Regions from separate parts of the Homo sapiens genome. Here region 2 is linked to region 1. Evidence: read pairs that join two places in POLR2A ChIA-PET (ENCODE). Cell type or tissue: MCF 10A. All regions are shown on one strand. Links, peaks and the distances in the headings refer to the core of each region. The heading gives the core; the rest is flanking DNA.

What was found. Peaks named below come from ENCODE experiments on the same cell type or tissue, not always from the same donor. Only the 100,000 strongest peaks of a DNase experiment are listed, where the experiment ranks them.
Region 2: POLR2A ChIA-PET joins it to region 1 with 6 read pairs; 3 of 35 experiments call an interaction of 5 or more read pairs at or near these places.

Annotation. Positions count from the first base shown.
Region 1 is chr12:19,083,034-19,088,422 of GRCh38, reverse strand. No RefSeq gene overlaps it. Among named protein-coding and RNA genes, the nearest start is that of PLEKHA5, 44 kb to the left of the region's middle. In MCF 10A, for the core only: no CTCF peak of the experiment used is centred there; a DNase peak (open chromatin) is centred at 3,132.
Region 2 is chr12:18,950,830-18,956,218 of GRCh38, reverse strand. No RefSeq gene overlaps it. Among named protein-coding and RNA genes, the nearest start is that of PLEKHA5, 180 kb to the left of the region's middle. In MCF 10A, for the core only: no CTCF peak of the experiment used is centred there; no DNase peak of the experiment used is centred there.

The sequences.
Region 1 (5,389 bases), core at 125-5,124:
GAGACCACATGAATATTTTACTTTGCCACACTTGTTGGAGGTGAAGAAGGCAGCAGTACTAGTTCAGATTAGCCTTATCATGTTGTACTGTTTCATAATTCAAAGAAATCTCGTTGTGTTGAGTAACTTGGGATTCAGCAGGAATTCAACAGTACCTGTTGTCTAGAATAAGAATATAAGTCAAAGGAATCTCTCCTTTACCCTCTCTTATGAAGTTTAGGGTGTAACAACTGCTTTCTGTTCATTACAGCTTTGTTTCATTTTTCCAGAAACACTGGTTAGATCTGTTTTAAATCAGCTGCCAATCAGCTTAGCTACAACTGGTAAACAATGTCGTTCTGCTGAGGCCTGGTTAGACTTCTAGAGGAAGACGAGCGGCAGCTCAGCTCGGAAGAACTGGTTTTTATTGTTGTTTTTGTCATTGTAGTTGTTATTGGTGTTTGTGGTGTGTGTTTGTGTATGTGTATGTGTAGGTATGGCAGTGAGAATTTTTAAAGAAATTTTATAAGAAATATAAATTTTATAGAAGAATTTTATAAGAAATACCATTTTTTCTTTTTTGAGACAGAGTCTCCCTCTCTCGCCTAGGCTGGAGTGCAGTGGCACTATCTCAGCTCACTGCAACCTCTGCCTTCTGGGTTCAAGCAGTTCTTCTGCCTCAACCTCCCGAGTAGCTGGGATTACAGGTGCCCACCACCATGCCTGGCTAATTTTTGTATTTGTAATAGAGATGGAGTTTCACCACGTTAGGCAGGCTGGTCTCGAACTCCTGACTTCAGGGGATCTGCTCGCCTCAGCTTCCCAAAGTGCTGGGATTACAGGAGGGGTGAGCCACTGTGCCCGGCCAGAAATACCTTTTTTAAAGTAGTGAGAGCATATCTTTGGTCATGGAAATGTGCGTTTGGCTAGCAAATGTGAGATAATTAAAGGCATGGGCTGAAGTTCACTAGGGAAACTAGAAAAGTATAAGAATATTGGAGAAAAAGAATACTCTGAAATAGAAGAATACATATGGAAAAACAAATGTCTGACACTGAAAATTTGTAATTTGCTAAGAAAATGTGACCTAACCTTTTCTAAATATAGGGAAAAGAAACTGAGAAAGAGTAAAGATTTAGAAATATGGCTTAGAAATATGGTGTCATATCTTATGGTCATAAGAAAAAAAACCTGCAAATAATTGAGCAATAAAATCAGTATTCAATTTACATAAAGGTTGAATTAGAATTTTTTTTTTTCACAGTGAATGAACTAAGGAATTTTGTGCAACTGTGTAATTTAAAAAGACAGCTTTTTTAACTTGCAAAAACACATTATGATAGAGGTTATAAAGTTTATTATTATTTTTATTTTCAGTAAATACCTTTCTATCCAGTTGTAAGTCTTTATCTTAAGTGAAGTCACATTAATTCACAATCAATAATTATACCTAATAATAGAAAAACACATGGTAAAACTAAATGCCATTAATTTATAACATGTTCCTTTAAAAAGCCATCCTTTGAAGTTTGTTTCAGAATTAAAATAGGATTACAAAGAAAAGGCAAAAAAGAAATATTCAAAGTTGAAACTCAGGCCTGGCACTGTGGCTCATGCCTATAATCCCAGCACTTTGGGAGGACAAGACGGGAGGACGGTTTGAGCCCAGGAGCCTGAGACAAGCCCAGGCAACAACATGGTGAGACCCTGTTGCTGCAAAGAATAAAAAAATTAGCTAGGCATGGGAGTGCATGCCTGTGGTCCCAGCTGCTCGGGAGACTCTGAGGTGGGAGGCTTGCTTGAACCTGGGAGGTCGAGGCTGCAGTAAGCCATGATTGTGTCACTGCACTCCAGCCTGGGTGACGGAGCAAGATCCTCTCTCAAAGAATAAAATAAAATAAAATAAAATATAAAAAATGGAAACTCAATGAAATCTTTTGTCTCCATTGATAACACTTTGCAAGAGCCACTTTTAGAAAAACATTGGCAATTTAATGTTTGAATTTGTGGAAATCCATTCATTATGCAATTAAATATTTTTGACTTTTCAAAAAATGTTTTTCACTACAAAGTTTGAATTATCTGTGGGAAATAAATGATATGTACTTGAAATTCATAGATTATCAAAACCAATAATTTTAATTTTCTTTCATATGAAATCTTTAGAAAAATAAATTGAAAAAATTTAATATTAAACTTACTTTCTTATCTAACCCTGTACGGTTGTCATAAAATTAAAAGAGATAATGCAATATGAACCCAAGTGTTTTACTCAAGTTGATAATAAATTGTAGTGAAAAAAAAAGTTGCGGTTAAATAAATTAGGGAAATTCTGGATTGAGTAAAATTAGACAGGCTTTTCTTTTTAAAATATTGCAGAGGTTTTAAAATGCTAATAGACAGTAAATGAATATCTAAGAGATAAACAAAACATATTTCCCAACAGGTGTTATTTGATTATACAATATTTATTCTCAGAGTATCTGTCAGGTCTAGCACCATACGCATATTATATAGCTATTTTTTTTTTTAATTTAGAAATCTGTGAACAAGAAAAAAGGGACCTAGATGACATACAAACTGTTAAATACATAATCATTGTCAAGTGTGGTGGTCCTTAGTGCCACTTATAAATATCCAGTTCTCCTCTCTCTCCCAAGATATCAAATACTGAATTTCCTAGCTGATGAGTTTTGAGTGGAAGTCATGTGAGTCACTTCTAGGCTGTAGCATTTACATGCCAAGGCACACTCCTTAGAGCTCTTTTTCCCTTGACCACCACTTTTGGTGGTGATATTCCAGGTGGTGGCTACTTGTCAGCCTGGGTCCCAGAGTGAGGAGACCAGATCACCACAGCAGACTCTTAACTGGCATACAGTAGAAGCAAGGGGGAAATCTTGATTGTTTTAAGTGCTGAGTTTTGGGGCTGTTTGTTATCATAGCATAACCAAACTTATACTGACAGCTATGCCAAATGTATTTTTAAAACTGGAAAATAAAGTCTTCACTGCTTAGAAGAAAGAGAAGTAGGTCAGAACCAGAGTCTAGTTAGTGGCTAGCCATGTCAGAGCAGAGAAGGCAAGGACCCAGAGGCCGGGCAGATACACCAAGTTGGCACAGATGGTCAGGGAGGTGTGAGCTACAGAATGAGTCACCAGGAAAGTCATGGAACAGCCTCAGTAATTGAGACTTAATGGTAAGGAGGCCCGATGTGACCTAGTCTTTGAAGACAGGCCCCAAACCTGGGGATGTGGTCATAAAGAACAATGCTTATTTTCTAGAACAATGCTTGCTCATTGTCCAAGCAGATTAGATGATAAACCCACTGGCACAGAGCTTATTAAATAATCTCTGACTAGGGATATCTTTAATTTTGGATTAGGGGTGGGGCTGAATCTACAGATGAAAAATAAATGGCTCAAAATAAGAAGAGTAGTGGAAGGGAGCCAAGTGAGTCATTACAAATGGAAGACTTTGTGAATGGTTCTAGGGAAAAGAAGAATAGATTTTGAAATAAATGTTAGAACACCGAGTTTCTATTGGTTTTACACCTGTTAACTCTAAGACAGAAATGATTTAGCTTTGACATGGTTGTGCTTCTTTCTTAAACTGTAGGGTACTTGGTCATATGTTCTGGCTAGAGGTCTCTTCATGAACTCTAGTTGCACTCCTACACGCTTGATGGAATTGGGCTGACTTGACAAAACAAGGCCATTTATGGAGCAGTTGTGAAGGCATATGTATTCGATTTCTAGGGCTGCCATAATGAAGTACTACAAATGAGGTGGCTTAGACAAAAGAATTTTATTGTCTCCCAGTTCTGGAACCTCACAGCCAAGATCAAGTTGTCAATAGGGTGTTGAGGACTAGCTGAGGACCGTGAGAAAGAATCTATTTCATGCCTTTCCTCTATCTTCTGTTTTTCTTCTGGTAATTTTTAGTGTTCTTTATCTTGTAGAAGCATCACCCTGATCTCTGCCTTCTTCTTCACGTGGCCTTCTCACTGTGTTTATGTGACCCCAAGTTTCCGCTTTTTATAAGAACACTCATCATATTGGATTAGGGGCATATTCTATTCCAGTATGATCTCATATTAATTAATTACACATTCAAATACCCTATTACTAAATAAGGTTACATGCTAGAGTACTGAGAGTTAGGACTTCAGTGGATGAATTTTAGGGGAACACAATATAACCAATAGCATCATGCATTAAAGGAGAAGTTGTTTCTCTCACCATACCTATCTGTTCCCATTTTTTTTTCTTTTACCTGGCCTCTTACAGAAGTATTTACAGACTTTCCTGGGCTGCAAGCTTTTTTGAGGTCCGATACTACACTTTTAAAATCTGTCCAGCTCTTAGCCGGGTGCGGTGGCTCATGCCTGTAATCCCAGCACTTTGGGAGGCCAAGGTGGGTGGATCACCTGAGGTCGGGAGTGCGAGACCAGCCTGACCAACATGGAGAAATCCCATCTATACTAAAAATACAAAACTAGCTAGGCATGGTGGCGCACACCTGTAATCCCAGCTTCCCAGCTACTGGGGAGGCTGAGGCAGGAGAATCGCTTGAACCTGGGAGGCAGAGGTTGCGGTGAGCCAAGATTGCGCCATTGCACTCCAGCCTGGCAACAAGAGTGAAATTCCATCTCAAAAAAAAAAAAAAAAAAAAAAGAAAAAGAAAAAAAGAAAAGGAAAACTCTGTCCATCTCCTGACAGGAATTATTAAAAAGTAAGGTCATCATATCTCACCTGAACTGGTGACTGCAATAGCTTTCTGACTTCTCTCTCTGCTTCCTCCCTTTTTGGTTTACCCATTGTGATTCATCCTGAACAAAAGTTTTCCCTCTTTAAAAAATGTCCTTCACCAAGTGGTCCACCTGGAAAGCTGCCATTCACCCTTCTACTCTCAGATCAAGCACTACTATCTCCAATGCCTTCGATGACATTCCCAGGCAAAATCATGTAACTGATTCCTCTTTGCTTCCATGTAATACTGTGCATACCCTGTGGCAACCAGTAGGCACTCAATAAATGTTGGAATGAGTATCTGAATTAATGAAAGGAATAATTTATAAGGCAAATCCTATAAAGTAATTTTAGGGAATATTTTCCTCTTTCTGTTTGTACTGCTAAATTAAATGGATCATGCTTTAGAATAGTCTTCTCATGTTTGTATCACTTGTAACTCTGAAGAAGTACCCATACATTTTTAAAAATGTAATTCATAAACAACACTGCATCAATATAAAATGTACAACTTTTTATCAGGCTAAGAAAAAAAAAAACTATAGGGTCCTTGAATCTTCTTTAAAATAATGATAGGTCTTCTACTACCATTATCAATATATCTACCCAGAAATGCTATTAGCATCACTTGACAAATCAGAAAACTTCATCTCCACAGAAAG
Region 2 (5,389 bases), core at 102-5,101, 130 kb after region 1:
GTGATGTTTCCCTAGCCTCCTTGCAGATAGGAATTACCAGGGGCACTTATTAAATATTTAACTTTCCAGACCCCTCACTTGGAGATTCTGATGCAGTGGTTTTAGGTGGAGCTTGAGAATTTGTGTGTATAACAAGGACCCCAGGGAAGTTTAAAACACTGTGCAGTGATAGACTTTATCCACTGTGCTGAAGGGATAAAGGGACTCCTCTGCTCCAAGTGATGGGGTGGCAAGCTGAGTGTCACTACCCCGTGCCTTCTGAGGCTGTTCCTCTGGCATAGGAGAGCCACTGTATGCACTACAAGAGGCACACCTTTGGTCTTAGAACTGAGTCATAAGATGGCATATAAATGTTTTTTCTCTGGTCCAAGATCCACTATCTGAGAGGAAATAGTTTCGTGACTATGGATGCAGTCCTAGCTGCCTTACTTCCACTACAATCCTGAAATAGAGTGACAGTCATTAGCAGTAATGGGAGGTTCACAGATGATTCACTCTATCGGTGATGACTACTGTATTTTTCAAAAAGAATTCTTTACTCTCTAGATTTCTTGGTAACTGGAATATTTTCCTTTTCTTTTTTACTAATAGAAGCAGGAAAAATAATGGTTTACCCATTGAAACTTTCTAGCTTTCCTCTGGGCTTTGAATAGTTCAAGATAAAGCTAGAGCCCATACTAGGATAAAAATAGCTGGGACCTTGGATAAGCAGATGTGTGAAGATCTTTTTTTGTTGTTGTTGTTGTAATCTGAACTGAAAAACTCTTGCTGTTCTAAGATTCTGTATCCTTGATCACCAAGATGAGGCACTATTTAGAATCTGATTCTAAGCAGGGGTTATTACATAAATATTTACAGTTTTGCTCTCCCAGTTCCAGCATATATATGTTTCATATAGTTTTGGGTATAGTTCCACAGAGTAGGTTAGCCATAAGCTTTCTAGTTAATTCTAAATGGAACTGTGCAACTGTGCCATGTAAAATAAAGAGCCTAGACTCAATAGTGAGAATTTTTTCTAAAAACAGCAGAATTTAGCAATAGTCTGTAGTTACATGGAATAATAAGTGGCTCTAAAAACACACCAATATTCTTGGAATATATGCTTGAGGCCACTCAATGGACACATTTTCTGTTCAGTGTGGCCAGAGTACCAATTTTGCATGATATAATAGCAAACTAAGTATCAGGAGGGACAGAAAGGGTTGTTTTGAAACCTGTTATAAAGTAGTCACTTATATATAGTAAATTACTGGAAATAACAAGTACAATTTTACAGACTGCAAAATGAATAACCATGAGTTCCATGGATGCAGGAGTTGTACCCATTGTGTTAATTGTTGTATCCCTAGCTCCTGGTGCATAATTGGTGCCTAATAACTTTTTCTTGCATAAATCAGGAAATGAATGAATATGCATTCTTGTTATATTAGAGGCTTATATGCAAATATTGTCCTTAGAAAGGAACCAAGGATCTTGTGTTCAAATTCCCTTATAATCTGTCTTGGCCCACTTTCTGGAGGACTGAAAACTATTGTCATCTATAGTAATGATGGCCACATCTTTTCTAGAGAAACAGTGGCCATTCAATAAGTATAGAGCAATAGTCTGCTTTAATTCTCCTTTCCGCCATTCCTAAAGCTTAATTTTCTTTTCATTTCGACTGCAAATTGCCGAGAAAGAAATAATAGAATCATAGGAGCTCATAGGTTTGAAAGAATCCTAATAGCTGTCTCGTAGTCCAAACATCTTTGGACTACTGGAGTCCAAATGCTGGAGAAATTTTACATCCCACCAAGTTGCCTGGCTGATATTTATCTTGCCCTAGGGATTGGCAGAAGCTTCCCATCTCTTGAGACAAATCATTCTCATCTTATGTAGCCTAGATTGTTCAACTGATTTTCTACAGACTATGCTGAAATCTTTCTTCTAAGTTCTACCCATAAAGACCATATGGAACAAATCTTTCTTCCATAAGACCGTTCTTTATACATTTGCATACAACATTCATGACCCCACATGGGTCTTTTCATAACAATTATGATAGTTGCCATTTATAATACATCAGCTCCTTTGCTAAGTACTTTACAGGCATCATTTCATTTAACCTGCACAATAAACCCACACGCTAGGTACCACCATGATCTTCATTTTGTAGTCTTAGAGAAATTAAGTAATTGCCCAAAAGTCATAGAGTTAGGAAGCTGCAAAACTGAGATTTGAACATATTTAGATTGGAATTTAGTTTCAGGTCTACTTGACAATGAATTTCCCACTATCTGTTTGAGAAGCCCGGGCTGCTTTCTGTTATCGATGGCTAAATAGGTCCTAACAAATACACTTGCCAGTTTGCATTTTGCAGCATCCAGCTTCCTCTTGCATTTGGAAAAAATGTTTTTTTGTTTCCTGTCTCCAGTTTCAAAGCCCTTTTCCTTTTCCCCTAGATTCTTCAAGATCACTGAATGTGGTTTCAACTACTTCTGACAGGAACGAACTGTGTCTACAAAGCAGAACAAGTAAATTCCCACTCTGCCAGGCTGCTAGGCAGCATTTCAGGGTGGCATGCAGCCATTACTATACCAGCTCCTTCTTTCACTAAATATAAAATGTATATGCTGCTCCACAGGGAGAGGGGGAATAGTTGGCAGGGTGAGAAAGGGAATGCATTTCCTTTTAATTGTATCATCTTATATGAATTCATTCTCTTGTTTAGAAAACAGACTTATTAGAGTCTATTTTCTGAGCAATTTTTGGTGTTTCTGAGACTATTGTTTGGGTATTTTACAACTTTGTGCTGATTTGATATGGACAGATCATCCCAGTGTTTTATCAGACAAAGTATAACACTCCAGCCGACTTCTGTTACATAGACCAAGACAAATTATCTGAGAACATGGGAAAAATGAGAGATCCTAGAAGTGGGGAAAGAGGAAGCATATTGAGCCACAAGAATTAAAAAAAAAAAAATCAAGCACACACATACACAATAACTACATCTTTAAAATAAAAATATGGAATCCCAAACATATCTCTAGTTCTTCTTTCTCCAGGATTTTCAAGCCTAGTCAGAAAGTAGCCCGTAGGCTACATTAAGCATGATTATGTTTTCCTGGTTTTTATCCACTCTGATTCACCTCTGATCTCATGCAGACACAGACTCAGGTTCTTTCAGCTTTCTTGTGATGTTCAATTCCTTTCCTTTTTTTCTACACTGGCTGCTCTCATTGATATCTGATATAATATTGTAAATAGTACGCCGAGGTATTGGCTGCCCACCAAGCTGAACAAGGTGGACTGGCTGTGACATCTAGGGAAGTAACACTGCTTCGCAGTACCAAAGTCACCTTGCTACCCTCTTCCTGGGCCCCAATCAGGCCAACATGTGCCTTACAAAAAGCACAATTTAGGGTCAAATTGGATTTCCCTCCTCCTCCAGAGACTGTAAAGAAATAAGAAAAAGGGCATATTGAGATTGAGCCAACTCTTATTACTGCATTGGAGAGCAGGTTTGTATATCAATTATAATTCTCCCGTTATCGTCATCTAATCATTTATTGCTTATTATTCTTATCAATTTTGCCAATGGGTTAGCATGGTCTGGAGGAGAAATTGGAAATCCAACTGATTTTCCTAGCAGATTTTGTGAAATGGTGGGGAAAAATCTTGAAAATAAAGTACTGGTTACAGAGAGATTTTACCATTATCCATGGGCTTTGCTTATCTGTGCCCTCCCGATCACGCACTACCCCAGATAATTGAAAATGTACAGTGTATGCATAACCATGTCAGCATGCAGCAAGATGACACAGAGTGAAACAGCAGGTTTGGGTGATGTGGTAGATTGGTCTAAAACAACGCAATAAAGTCAGATAGCTGAAAACAAATTCAAAAACAAAAAGATAAAGTTACTGAACAAAACAGAATGCAAAATTAGTTTGGAAATATAATGTAAATAAATCCTTGTGTTTAATATTCAGTGTACAGACCCATAAAAAGTCAATTAAAGGTTTAAAATTTCAGCACTGATTCATGTCACTGCATGTGTTCTTAAGCCCTGGTGCAGAAATGAGTTTTTTTTTTTTTTTTAAATAATAATCCTTTATTCATGAGGTCCCTTAGGCCTGCCATGCTCATGAGTCCATCAGTCAATTGAAAAGAACTGTTGGAAATATCGTAATAGTCCTCCAGATCTGAGAGATGCAACACAAAACTGTGATACGGCCAATACAATTGGTATAATTATTTTTAGCTCCAAAAATTATGGACTTCTTTCTACCATGGTTTATTTGCAGTCTCCTGAGAGAGATAGCAACCTGTAATTTTATTCATTAGTTTTCCACCCCTCCCAAGGGAAAAAAAAATTAAATGCTAGGAAGCTGACATGATAAAGATAGCACAGAGGTTAGAGGGTTCACTCCAGCAGGAAATAACACTTAACTGAGAGGCTACAAGCAAAATTATTTCAACTCTAAATTCCGATTTTGTTTAAAGTAGAACGTATTATTTCCTTCCTTCGCTGGGGGTCGGGATAAAGGGGAGGTTGGACAGTTGATGACTGTTTAACACATTATGGGCAACAAAAGCAGAGCTCGAAGGCTCTGGCCACTCCCTAGGGGATGTGGCTGGGGCAGTCTTTGAAAACCCACCTCTGTTGTCCCCTTCTCTGCCTCTCTTAGCTGTACCAGGGCGGAAAAAGGGGGCAAGAGAGCAGCCGTGCTGATACTTTCCTTCCCCAGACTCAGACCCCTGTCTTTACCCTGGTTCTTTGCTTTCTCAGCATGCTAGGAGAAAGGAGAGGGATAATGATGCAACTTGGGGTCATTCCATGGAGACTGAAATTCCAAAAGGAGTGGGAGGGGCTCTGAAGAGCAGTCACTCACGGGGTCATCTCTCAGTTCATTATTATTTTAAAGAGCACAAGAGCGTGGTAGGACTCGGAGATCATGCGAGATTGTAAGGGGTGAGAAGTGCCAGGTGAGGTCAGCTCACAGGATTATAAAATGATAAGCTTGGAAAGATGTAAGGGAGACATCTTCTGTGAACTGTTTTGCTGATGAAAAATTTGTTTGTGCCTAAAGGATTTTCTTGGAGGCTATGACTTTCTTGATGTTTCAGGAAAGTAAGATTGAATATTTATGGATAGGTTTTCAGGTTACGAGAACAGGTGCCAGCCCTTTCATATTTTGTTTGGACTTAGAAAGGAATGCTAACAGGTGAGGAGAGTGTTGGGTGTGTCTGCTGTCTCCATCACCATGAGGCATTGTGGGAGTTTTGATAGATCCTTCTTGGGCATCCAACCAGGTTAATATCTTGACTTCTAGATCTTACCCAAACAATAACCTTTCTACTACTTAGAGCTTTAATTTTGGGACAGGCTAAAAGAAAGCTCCCT